2 separate regions of the Homo sapiens genome follow, and region 2 is linked to region 1. The links are chromatin contacts, found by Hi-C or POLR2A ChIA-PET in ENCODE. All regions are on one chromosome and are shown on one strand. Each heading gives the region's core, a stretch centred on a gene start or an enhancer-like site at or near the end of the contact. The rest is flanking DNA. Distances are from core to core; before and after follow the strand shown.

The links. Hi-C counts contacts between places; a loop is a spot of excess contacts on that map. ChIA-PET counts read pairs that join two places held with the same protein, here RNA polymerase II (POLR2A). Pooled maps may share reads with other maps.
Region 2: a pooled map shows a loop between it and region 1 (3-fold over the local background). The contact joins the promoter of MSMP here to the promoter of PIGO in region 1. A Hi-C loop is called at or near these places in 1 of 37 single-sample maps with no recorded cell type and 7 of 50 pooled maps. POLR2A ChIA-PET finds 5 or more read pairs at or near these places in 1 of 52 experiments (endothelial cell of umbilical vein).

What each region holds. Positions count from the first base shown.
Region 1 is chr9:35,095,341-35,101,235 of GRCh38, reverse strand. It overlaps PIGO (phosphatidylinositol glycan anchor biosynthesis class O), which reads left to right and starts at 4,645. Exons shown (of 11, transcript NM_032634.4): 1 at 4,645-5,081; 2 at 5,670-5,895. The coding sequence starts at 5,671. PIGO-AS1 (PIGO antisense RNA 1) reads right to left here and starts at 4,932. Exons shown (of 2, transcript NR_186491.1): 1 at 4,816-4,932; 2 at 3,092-3,476. It overlaps STOML2 (stomatin like 2), which reads left to right. Exons shown (of 10, transcript NM_013442.3): 7 at 1-101; 8 at 225-304; 9 at 510-638; 10 at 1,064-1,458. The coding sequence ends at 1,201. RefSeq lists an enhancer at 4,639-4,978.
Region 2 is chr9:35,750,169-35,756,715 of GRCh38, reverse strand. MSMP (microseminoprotein, prostate associated) reads left to right here and starts at 2,440. Exons shown (of 3, transcript NM_001044264.3): 1 at 2,440-2,716; 2 at 2,948-3,056; 3 at 3,436-3,726. The coding sequence starts at 2,587. The coding sequence ends at 3,616. It overlaps RGP1 (RGP1 partner of RAB6A GEF complex), which reads right to left. Exons shown (of 9, transcript NM_001080496.3): 3 at 6,337-6,473; 4 at 5,975-6,058; 5 at 5,727-5,876; 6 at 5,304-5,450; 7 at 4,962-5,089; 8 at 4,571-4,760; 9 at 1-4,065. The coding sequence ends at 3,842. RefSeq lists an enhancer at 2,627-3,826.

The sequences.
Region 1 (5,895 bases), core at 3,396-5,895:
GGGGACCCGAGAGTCGGCCATCAATGTGGCAGAAGGGAAGAAACAGGCCCAGATCCTGGCCTCCGAAGCAGAAAAGGCTGAACAGATAAATCAGGCAGCAGGTCAGGAGAGGGTAGAGGCTGAGGGAGGAGCAAGGCATGGGCCTTTGAAGATTGGTGCTGGGGCAGGATCTTTGGGGTACTTTGACTTCATGGGTCAAGCAAGCTCTGTCCCTTCTCTTGCAGGAGAGGCCAGTGCAGTTCTGGCGAAGGCCAAGGCTAAAGCTGAAGCTATTCGAATCCTGGCTGCAGCTCTGACACAACATGTGAGAGGCCCCTGGGTGGGAATGGGGACAGGAATTGACAGTGGAAGGGGTTCTCTTATCTACGCTTGAGGAGAGTTCCGCCTCTGTGGGCTCTGTTGAGCCAGATTACATGGTCCTTTTTATTGTGAACTGCTTTCTTCATTCCCCATCCCCCCCTTCTTCTCCGTATCGGTGATCTCTGATTTTTATCCCCCTGTGATCACAGAATGGAGATGCAGCAGCTTCACTGACTGTGGCCGAGCAGTATGTCAGCGCGTTCTCCAAACTGGCCAAGGACTCCAACACTATCCTACTGCCCTCCAACCCTGGCGATGTCACCAGCATGGTGGCTCAGGTTAGAGCTCTCTGAGGACCCAGCATAGAGCACTGGTGCCAGGGACCAAACTGAGACCCCACCACCGTCATCAACACTTACATACCATAAAGGTCTTCAGAGTGCCTTGGCCCTAGACCTCCCTTCATTCTTTGTAGAGATGGAATCTAAGAATGAAACATCTCCACTCAGTCCTGCAAATATGGAAGTTCTTGAGATACCTTTTTTTGGTAGATACTTGTGCTGGTATTCTGAGAGTCACTTTACTCTGATGGTTTGCAAGATTCCTAAAATCAACTCCAGAGCTTACAAGACAGGTTTGAGAGAGGGAGAAAGGAAAACCAACTTACTGGCCCCCATGCCATCTTTTCCCGTTTAGCCATTGGTAGGCTGGGCTGCACCTCTGTCAAGTGTCCTCATGGTATTCTCTCTGTTCCTCTCCTCAGGCCATGGGTGTATATGGAGCCCTCACCAAAGCCCCAGTGCCAGGGACTCCAGACTCACTCTCCAGTGGGAGCAGCAGAGATGTCCAGGGTACAGATGCAAGTCTTGATGAGGAACTTGATCGAGTCAAGATGAGTTAGTGGAGCTGGGCTTGGCCAGGGAGTCTGGGAACAAGGAAGCAGATTTTCCTGATTCTGGCTCTAGCTTCCCTGCCAAGATTTTGGTTTTTATTTTTTTATTTGAACTTTAGTCGTGTAATAAACTCACCAGTGGCAAACCAGAAACTGTCCTCTTTGATTGGGGAATGAAGTTGGGAAAGTCACTAGCATTTTCCTTGGATCCAGTCCTGTCAGCATGATGCCTCCATGAATAAGAGTGAACTTCTTGTAAAGTGAAACTATCATTTTTGTCTTCAAGAGAAACTGTGGGATAGGGTGGAAGTGTTAAACCATATGTTCACTGAACTGCTGGCTGGGAAGTGAAGTCCCCTTCCTGCTAAGTGTGGGGCTGTGTGTTTGAGGCAGGTGTTTGGGGGTTTTTTCGTGGGAAAGAAGTACTTTCATGAGAAACTACTACCCTGCACTGGCATACTTAAAGGGTTTTCAGGGACTGAGGGTGCTCCTCATTCATTTATTCAAAAACATTGAATGTCTACCAAGTGCCAAGCTCATTACTAGACACTGGATTACAAAAATACCTGAAACCCAGTGGTCCCTGCTTTCACAGAATACAAGGTCAGGTAGGGAAAACAGACAGGAAGCAGACAGTGATAGAAAGTGATAAATGTGGCCGGGCGTGGTGGCTCAACACCCGTAATCCCAGCACTTTGGGAGGCTGAGGTGTGCAGATCATGAGGTCAGGAGATTGAGACCATCCTGGCCAATATGGTGAAACCCCGTCTACTAAAAATACAAAAACTAGCTGGGCGTGGTAGCATGTGCGGGTAGTCCCAGTTGCTTGGGAGGCTGAGGCAGGAGAATTGCATGAACCTGGGAGGTGGAGGCTGCAGTGAGCCGTGATCACGCCATTGCACTCCAGCCTGGCAACAGTGAGACACTCTGTTAAAAAAAAAAAAAAAAGTGATAAATGCTGTGGTAGAGGAAAGTTCTGGCTGAGGGATCTTGGTGGGAAGAGCATATCAGCTTATGAGTAGCAGCGTTGCTGATTGCCACTGAACTCAGGCTGGAAAAGTTAGCAAGTTTTCACCAAGTCAGGTCCTGGACTAGAATAAACAAAGGCTCACTGCTTGAGAGAAGTTGGCTGAAGGGTATAGTGTTAAGGGGGATGTGACTACATGGCAAGGGCCAAGTCACAAGGAATGAGATTCTTGTTGAAGGGGTTGGACATTATCCCTAGGGTAATAGGGTTTTTTTGTTTGTTTGTTTGAGACAGCGTCTCCCTCTGTTGTCCAGGCTGGAGTGCAATGGCATGATCTCGGCTCACTGCAACCTCCGCCTCCCGGGTTCAAGCAATTCTCCTGCCTCAGCCTCCTTAGTAGCTGGGATTACAGGCATGCGCCACCATACCTGGCTAATTTTTTTGTTTTTTGTAGAGACAGGGTTTCACCATGTTGGTCAGGCTGATCTCGAACTCCAGACCTCGTGATCTGCCCGCCTGAGCCTCCCAAAGTGCTGGGATTACAGGCGTGAGCCACTGTGCCCGGCCTATGAAGGGTTTTTTTCCCTTCCCATGAAGAATTTTAAGATAAAACATCACATTGGCCAGGCACAGTGACTCATACCTGTGATCCCAGCACTTTGGGAGGCTGAGGTGGGAGGATCACTTGAGCCCAGGAGTTGACCAGCCTGGGCAACATGGTAAGACCCTATCTCTACAAAAAAGAAAAAAATAACAGTAATCACATTAATGTTTTAGTTAGAGCTGTCTTGCTGCAATGTGGAGAAGGGATAGTAGGGAGACACAGGAGGCTGGGAGGACAGTGAGAAGGCTGCCTCAGTGATCCTGGAGAAGGGATGAGGTCTGAACTGAGATAAGGGGCTATGGGGATGAAGGTGGAAGAATAACTCAACTTTTTTTAAAAATTAACATATTCCTTTATTCGTTTGGTCAGTATGTGAACCTCAAATATATGCTAGGTGCTGAGGATATCATGAAGAAAACAGAATTCCCTGACCTCAATGAGCTCACATTCTACTCGGAGGGGATAAACCATAAATACGTGTAGAATTTCAGATGCTGATGAGTTGTGCTATGGAAGAAATTAAGGAAGTGAGGGGAAATTTTTCCAGGGGGTGTGGTGGTGGGAGGTGCTGAACTAGTAAAGTAGGGGATTGCAGGAAGCCTTGCTGATGTTACAGTTGAGCTTCAATATGAAGGTGATGGAGATCCATTTCGGCATCGGGAACTGAAGCTGACAGAGGAGATGGCAAATGCAAAGGTCCTGAGGCAGAACTGCTGTGGATGGAACAGAGTTAGGGAAGCAAAGAAGTGGCAGCTAGATGAATCAGAAGGGGAAGAGGCAGATAGTGTGCAGGGCCATGTAGAGCCAATGCAAGAACTTTTACTCTGAGATGAGAAACCAGTGGACGGGTTTTGTTTCTTTTTGAGACAGAGTCTTGCTCTGTTGCCTAGGCTGGAGTGCAGTAGCACGATCTCAGCTCACTGTAGCCTCTGCCTCCTGGCTTCAAGCAATTGTCCAGTCTCAGCCTCCTCAGTAGCTGGGACTACAGGTACACATCGCCACGCCTGGCTAAATTTTGTAATTTTTAGTAGAGTTGGGGTTTCAGCATGTTGGCCAGGCTGGTCTCCAATTCCTGACTTCAACTGATTCTCCAGCCTCAGCCTCCCAAAGTGCTGGGCTTACAGGTGTGAGTCATCGTGCCTGGCATTTTTTTTTTTTTTTTTGAGAGGGAGTCTTGCTCTGTTGCCCAGGCTGGAGTGCAGTGGTGCAATCTCGGCTCACTGCAACCTCTGCCTCCTGGGTTCGAGTGATTCTCCTGCCTCAGCCTCCCAGGTATCTGGGATCACAGGCGCCCGCCACCACTCCCGGGTAACTTTTGTATTTTCAGTAGAGACGGCGTTTCGTCATATTGGCCGGGCTGGTCTTGAACTCCTGACCTTAGGTGATCCACCTGCCTTGACCTCCCAAAGTGCTGGGATTACAGGTGTGAACCACTGGGCCCAGCCTCCCCTCCTCCACTCCGAAGGATTATTTGCTTAATTATTCAGTCGTAAGATTTAGTTACAGGCTTTGAAAGGAGGAGTAATGAAATCTCAGTTGGACTCAGCTAAGCAAAAAAGGGAAAATAAGTATTATCTCCATTTTACAGATGAGGTAATGCCTAATGATGACAATATGTGCGGCCAAGCTAGGATTCAAGTCAAGTTTGACTCCAGCAGCCGTGCTCTTAGTCGTAACCATGAATGGACAGTGGTTCCCTGAACTCTTCCTCCAGCTTGGTCCCCTGTCCCCAATTTTCAATTACTAAATATCCCATCAAACTGGGGCCAGCCCCACGCTCCTGGCCAAACTTCCACCGAGGTGCCGGCAGATGGCGATGGAGCCACCGACGGGCCACTCTGTCTGGCGCACGCATCTCTGTGCTGCCAGGTCGCAGGCGCCGCCGCCGCCGCACTTCCGGGTGCCATTGCAGGTGAGCCAGGGTCTCCCGAGAACCTCACCCCCCGGTATTCCCCTCACCCTGAAGTAAGGGAGTCTCCCTCTTCCCCTCAGCTCCTAACCAAGGTGCTCAGTACCGCGGCTAGGGTGCCCAGCGGGAGGCTGGGTAGTTACCGGAGGAGGCAGAGCCGGTCGCACGCCTGGGTCCCAGCGGAGGCCCAGTCGACTCTCGACCCGGGCCCCAGCCTCCTTGCGTGGCGAAGGTCGTGCCTCAGGTCTCCTGGCGAACCTGGCCGCCCGGAAGCGGAGAGTGACTCCTCCCCTTCGTCCCCTCGGTGCCCGCCAGGCGGCGCCGTCGGCTGGGCCCGGATTCCCCTGCGGCTTCGATCCCTTTCCACTGGGTATTGAGATTGGCGAGGGGAGAGGCGCAGAAACGGCGTGTAAGAGAGCCTGACTACCAATTGGAATAAGTTTCCCTCCTGACTGTTCACATGTACAGGCAGCATTAGCATTTCCTGCCTGTACATGTGAACGTTCCTATGCTCTACCCCTCGAAGATCCTGATTCAGTAGATCTGGGGTGGGACCTCATGAAACGGCGTCTCCCTCTGTTGTCCAGACTCTAGTGCAGTGGTTCAATCTCGGCTCACTGCAACCTCCGCCTCCCCGATTCAAGCGATTCTCCTGCGTCAGCCTCCCCAGTAGCTGAGACTACAGGTGCCCGCCACCCATTTTTGTATTTTTAGTAGGGACGGGGTTTCGCCATTTTGGCCAGGCTGGTCTCGAACTCCTCACCTCAGGTGATCCGCCCGCCTCGGCCTCCCAAAGTGCTGGGATTACAGGCGTGAGCCACCATGCCCAGCCTGGAAATAGGAGGAGAGTAATATTGCGAGGGGTTGGCTGTGAAATGGTTTATCTCCAGGAAGGTTTCCGGGAGGAAGTGATTCTAGCTGGGCTTGTATTCAGGGACCAGAATATCCACTGGTTCTTTGCCCCACAGTAATGAATTTACTTCCCCACCCCTATCAGGATGCAGAAAGCCTCAGTGTTGCTCTTCCTGGCCTGGGTCTGCTTCCTCTTCTACGCTGGCATTGCCCTCTTCACCAGTGGCTTCCTGCTCACCCGTTTGGAGCTCACCAACCATAGCAGCTGCCAAGAGCCCCCAGGCCCTGGGTCCCTGCCATGGGGGAGCCAAGGGAAACCTGGGGCCTGCTGGATGGCTTCCCGATTTTCGCGGGTTGTGTTGGTGCTGATA
Region 2 (6,547 bases), core at 1,191-3,690, 660 kb before region 1:
GGCTCTAGCTTGCAAGAGCAGAAGGTGGCCCAGGGCCCAGCCTTCCAGGATGTCCCCTGGACCCCCTCTCTGGGAAAGGCGGCAGAGCTACTGGCCACTGACAAGACCTTTGGGCCCTCGTGCTAGACAGGCCTTCGAATCCACCTGCTCCAGCCCAGAGAGCAGGCCCAGGCCGTGCCTCCCACACCGCAGCCGACCTCAGAGCACCCTGCCTCAACTGTGAGTTTTTTCTTGGCAATCCTCTGAAACGGAAAGGGTATCAGTCCTGACTAGGGCGAACGTGAGGTCCATTCTGCATCTCCATCCACCTTAGCTGTCTCCTTGGAAAAGGACAGCAAGGGAGTTTGAGGTGCACTGACACAGTCATTTCTGAACAGTGAAGAGATGACAGGTAGGGTGGTCCCCCTTGAAAAGTCAGCCAGAAGTAGCTGTATCTGATGCACTAGGTGGCAGGGAGTGAGTCTTGGAGTAAATGGGACTGAAAACGTAGAAAAACCAAATAAATGCCAAAGAGACTATCCCTATGGAGAATACCTAGAACATGGGTCTTTGAAGTGTGGAAAAATGAAAGAAATCCAATTTGACCAGGGCCTTTAGTGCCAAAGAGATGGCTAGCAGGAGAGTGGTGAGAAAGGAGAACTGGAGAGTTCACATGAGCGGAAATAGGAAGAAATGGATCCAAATCCAAGTGAGAAAAAGCAGGAGACTTAAAGTTAGCCTGGCAGGATGATGAGAAAAGGACATCTTGTCCTAGGGTAGAGGCGAGGGTGCAGATCTGGGGGAAGAAGGCTTATTGGGAACAGTTTCTCAAACTAGACATTCAGAAGTCAATACAAGGGCCAAAACCAAAATGTTCCTGGAGGTACCTGTTTTTGAAAGAGGTGGGAAAGGTGACATGGATTAGGGGTCTCCATCCCCCAGGCCACAGGCCAGTACCAGTCTGTGGCCTGTTAGGAAGCGGGAGCACAAAGCAGGAGGTGGGCGGCAGGCGAGTGAGCATTACCGCCTGAGCTCCTCCTCCTGGCAGATCAGCAGAGGCATTAGATTCTCACAGGAGTGCAAACCCCACTGTGAACTCCGCATGCAAGGGATCTAGATTGCACACTCCTTATGAGAATCTAATGCCTGATGATCTGAGATGAAACAGTTTCATCCCAAAATCATCTCCCCGCTGCTATCCCCCTCCATCCACTGGTGGAAAAATTGTTTTCCACAAAACCGGTCCCTGGTACCAAAAAGGTTGGGGACTGCTGACAAGGAGTATGAGTGTGAAAGGTGCAGAGGTCTATGCCAGGAGACAGCCATCCCCAATAGAAGCCCTCAGCTATGCACAAACTGCTTAATGTCATTCAAAGAAAATAATGTCGCCCATTTTGCCTCAGAGCTTTAGCCCCAATCACAGCAACTGCTATTTCCTGACGCTTACGCACCAGAGATGGTGATAAGAGCACTGCACGCATTATCTCAGTAATCCTCATAACAGCCCAATGAGTTGGCATTACTATCCCCAATTTATAGATGAGGAAACAGGCTCAGAGAGGTGAAGTAATCTGACCAGGTTACATAGCTAAGTGGAGTCAGGATCTGAATCCAAGAAGACTGTCTCTACAGCCCATGCTCTCAATAATCCATCCTGGGCTCCTCCAGAACCTGTGGGAAACTCAGAGGATGCCAAATGATAAATTCCTAAAAACCTCACTCCATTATATATGGGAGGAAAGAGAGGACACCTCTGTGAACCTGGAGTGATTCATCCCATCAGGGCACTTAGAGATGCTCCTCTTTGAAAGGGGAAAGAACCATCCCCAGATGTGGGGTGATCCCACATCTGCTGTATGTTTGAAGGTGATAAGCAATGGACAGTTCACCTCTGGAATGCCTGAGGAAAAGAGACCCTCCCCACCATCTCTGAGGGGCAGCCCTATTTCTTGGATACATTAGGGAAACCCTGCCCTAGGATCTGAGGGAAACACAGTCTCCACTCCAGGTGCCTGCTCACTCTCCTGGAGCTTCTGGCCGTCGCACCCTATTGCAGCTCCTGGGTTTGGCTGGGGCACAGGATTAACCATCCCCAGGAAATGCCTCCCTCCGGTCCAGGCAGGGATCCCAGCATACACACCCCTGGTGGTGGCAGTGGGGGAGAAAGGGGGAAGGTGGAATGCTTCCTTCTCTCCAGGTCAGGGAAGAGATCTGGGGACCACCTGGGGGCCCTCGCCCCTCCTGCCTCCTTGCTGGGGAAGTGCCCAGTCCAGTGCCCCCTCCATGGCCACCTCCCTCCCTCTAGCTGTGCCGGGGCATGAATCAGCTCTCACAGCTTGTTAAAGCTAGACCTCTTGTTTTCATGCCCTCACCTCAGGAAACAGAGTTACAACTTTTCCAGCTCTACTCAGCAGGGGGCCAGGGTCCTCACTTTATAAACATCCCCAGCCTGTGAGAGCAGAGGGCAGGGAGATAGTGTGAGACAGGAGCCCAGGGGAGAAAGACAGAAACTAAGACTCAAGGAGCAACGCAAAGCAAAGTCAAGGAGTCAAGACCAGAGTAGCTGAGCAGAGGCCAAGAAGGGTCTGAGAGGGCTGTGCAGCAGCAATGGCCCTAAGGATGCTCTGGGCTGGACAGGCCAAGGGGATCCTAGGAGGCTGGGGGATCATCTGCTTGGTGATGTCTCTACTCCTCCAGCACCCAGGAGTCTACAGCAAGTGCTACTTCCAAGCTCAAGGTAAAGTGGGGTGAAGCGTTAGGAATGGAGGAGCAGCAGAGAGGGCACAGGGAGGATGGGGCCTTACAGATGATCCCGTGTCAAAATACCCAGGCTTCCTCCAGCTGTGAAACAGGAAAGACAAACTAAATACGGGGATAGTGCGTACTTACTGTCTCCACCCCAGACCAGAAGAGCCTCTGCCTCTCATCAGCACTCCTACACCTACTAACATTTCCCGTTCTTCCCTAGCCCCCTGTCACTATGAGGGGAAATATTTTACCCTGGGTGAGTCTTGGCTCCGCAAGGACTGTTTCCATTGCACCTGTCTGCATCCTGTTGGCGTGGGCTGCTGTGACACGTGAGTGACCAAAGATGGCCAGAGAGAATGACTCTGATATGAGTGACTGAGGGATGACCAGGGAGTGACTAGATTGCTGTGATGTAAGAATGAACAGAAGAGCAATACAAGATGGGCCAAACCTGAAGGGACCAACACTAGTGTGAAAGATAAGGCTTCAGGCTATAAATCAGGGGAGGTTGGGGTGGACCTGGAGAGAAAATACTCCTGTTATAAAACAAAAAGGCCCACATATGGTAGGTGACAGCTTAGTTAGGAGGACCAAGGGGCCACTGAAAGGGGCTCTGTGGGGGGAAAACTGTGAGAGAGGGAACATGTGGGCAGGGATAAAGGCAGCCTTTCACTGTGCTGACTCCTTCCCCTATCCTTGGTTCCCCAGGTCCCAGCATCCCATCGACTTCCCGGCTGGGTGTGAGGTACGTCAGGAGGCAGGAACCTGCCAGTTCTCCTTGGTGCAAAAATCTGACCCTCGGCTGCCCTGCAAAGGGGGAGGGCCTGACCCAGAATGGGGCTCAGCCAACACCCCTGTTCCTGGGGCTCCTGCTCCCCACTCCAGCTAAACTCAACTGATCATCCATCTGCTGACTGCTCACTGCTGCTGCCACTTCCAGGGAAACCACTAGCAGCTGCCAATGTATTCTGAACAAATAAATTAATGCTATAGCTGAAAGCCCGACTCTCACTGTCCACGACATTGGACCCCAGGTGGAAAAAGTGGGTCCCATTAGAGTCCAGGTGCTGAGTTCTCAGTATCCGGAAGGAACTAGCACCAGGGTGGGCCAGTTTCAGATGGTTATGGTGCTGGTGCTGGGGCCTGGGGCAGCATATGAGGCCAGGGTGGGGCTAGTAGGCAGCACCTTGATGGGCAGGTCCCAGCTGAAGGTGTCTACAGGTACTTGCTCAGGTCCTGTCCAGGTGGTAGGTTCGGGCTGTTCCACAGGGGGTAGGAGTACCAATCCTGGTTCTCGGGACGTTACAAATTCAAAATGCAATCTCCACTTCAAGGACACTATGGAAGAAAAAGATTAAGGTAGAAGCATCAGAAGCTAGCAGGAGTAAAAGCCAATGACAGGATATAGTTAGTGAATGAGAAGAAAACAATCTGTGTTCAGGAAGACAGGGAAAAGTCACAGGGCAGGGAGCTGTGATTAAGGGTTTTTCTGAAGCAATGGGTACTACCACAGATGTGAGCTGAAGATAGCAGTATTAAGTACCTAATAACCTAAGAGTGAGGCAGTCAAGTCTAGGTAGCATGAAGTAATCAAAAATCAGTGTATCACAGGGTCCTAGTAGGTAGGTGTGGGGAAGGAGTTCTATCAAGCTGTTAGGAGTTTAGGGGTCAGTGCATCTAAGAAACAGGAAGAGGTTGAAGGTCTGAGAAACTGTTCCGGGTCAGAGGCTAGACGTGGGTATGTCTGGGAGTGTGTATAAGGAATCAGGATCCATTACACCCTCCCTTAGCACAGCATTTTACTGTCCCCCTCTCCCTTCTCCAGTAACAGTGAGGGTCTCACCAATGGCTGTACAGAAGCCTGGGGTGGAGCTGAGAGGGATTGGGAGGGAGAAGCTGGTTCTAGTTGTATGTAGGCAGGATTCCTGGTGCCGGGCGTGAGTCACATGTGACACAGAGGGGACACCCCCTGCCCCACGTCGCCGCTGGTACTCAGGCTGTACACGCTCCTCGGTCTGTAAGCTGACTGAAAACTGGGAGCAAGAGACAGGTGTGTGCTAACAGGAAGTGCTGTCTGTAGGTGAGAGGACAGCCCAACCTCAAGCTGTTTTACAAAGGGACCCTGGATGACCCCACTATCCCCTTCTACATGCCACCCCTCTTTATACAGGCCTTCCACCCTAGCCCTTCAACCCCAGCACCCCAGCAGGTAAGAAGCTCTGCTCCCTTCTTACCTGCAAACAAGCTACGGTTCCTTCCCCTAAGTTTAAGGTCCCCACCACGTCCTCGCCAAGTCTGTACACAGATTTGAAGATGCCAAACGTCCCAACTTTCCCTCGGCCATCACTGATATTGTATAGATCTGGGGAGAATAGGACACTATAAGCCTGGAGTCTACATACTGGATAACGTCTAGGACTGGGCACCACAGGCCAAAAGATGGGGCTTTTCTTTAAAATTGGAGGTGTCAGGTATCAGTGGATCCACAGAAGTGTGTGGTGGTTAGGAGACTGTCTCTGAGATGGGAAAACAATGAGGGGAAGGATGGGGTAGGACAATTCTGAAAGAATTCTCACGGAGGCTGCGGCAGGATGTGGCAGCCATTAGGCGTTCCCCAGCCAGCTCAGCTAGCCATGAATCTTTCTTCCCACCTTCATCCTCCTCCAAGAATGGACTGGATGGGGCTACAGCCTCATCCTGGGGAAACCGGACATCCTGAAGGCCTAGAGAAAGAATGAGTGGAGAGGTAATGCTGAGAGGGAACGGAGATGAGAGTAGAGGTTAGGGTTTTAGATTCTAACATGAGATGGCTAAAGGTAAGGGGTGCCAGGGCTGAGGTTTACATCTCTATCTCCAGAACCCTCCCTCCCTTCCCAACTCCCTAGCACTGTCACTGAGACCAGGAAGTTTCCCTGCAGTCCCTCTTGCAAGCCCTCTAAGACAATTTCTGCTTTGGCATCGCCCTTCCCCAGCCCTTCCCTCCAGGAGCCCTTGCTTACCAGTCAGCACAAGAACCCTCAGAGGGACTCTGAGTAAAGTGATAGGGGAGTTGACACGCTGGCAGCCAATGGTCAGTTTGTAGACGTACTTGACTGACTGACCCCGAAAGGAGGGTGGTCCCTCTATGGGCAGCACTTCACTGTAGGAGTCTGGTTGGGAAGTAGTTGTCAGGACAGCCAGAGGCACCAGAGGAGTCCTCCCTCCAGGAGACTTAGAAGGCAATTCAGGGATGGGGACAATCACTCACATGATTTGGACTCTCCAGGATCAAGCCTCAGGTCACAGAATAGAATTTTCGGTGGAGTAGAAAGGATACACTGGCCCCTCTCACCTGAAAAAGGTAAAAATGACTAATTTAATGACCCATTGTCCAGTACTGAACAAGACTAGCACGGCAAGTGGAGATAGTGAAAGGCTGCCAGGCCCTCCGTCCCTGCTGTGAAATGGGAATAGTCTTCTACCCCTAAAGCAATAGTCATGCTCCCCAACATCCCCAGCATGACAGGGACTATAAGAACAAGAACAATTAACAACTTCACCCATGGGTGACAATGCCTCCACACACACCCTCCGCACCCCCCCTCTCCCAGGCAAATGCCCCTCTCTAACCTCGGTGTGGCAGAAAGACAGTCTGGCTGTCGGGCTGGACATCTGGCTGACTAGAGTCAGGAGGAGGCAGTGCTACTCGACTCTCACTGGCATGGAACTGGCAGTGGATTTGGGCACTGGCCCAGGCCAGGGCCTCACTGTGGGAAAAGGAAAAGGAGGCATCAGAGGTAGTTCCTGACCTCACAAATGCTTTCCCAAGCTCCCTATCACA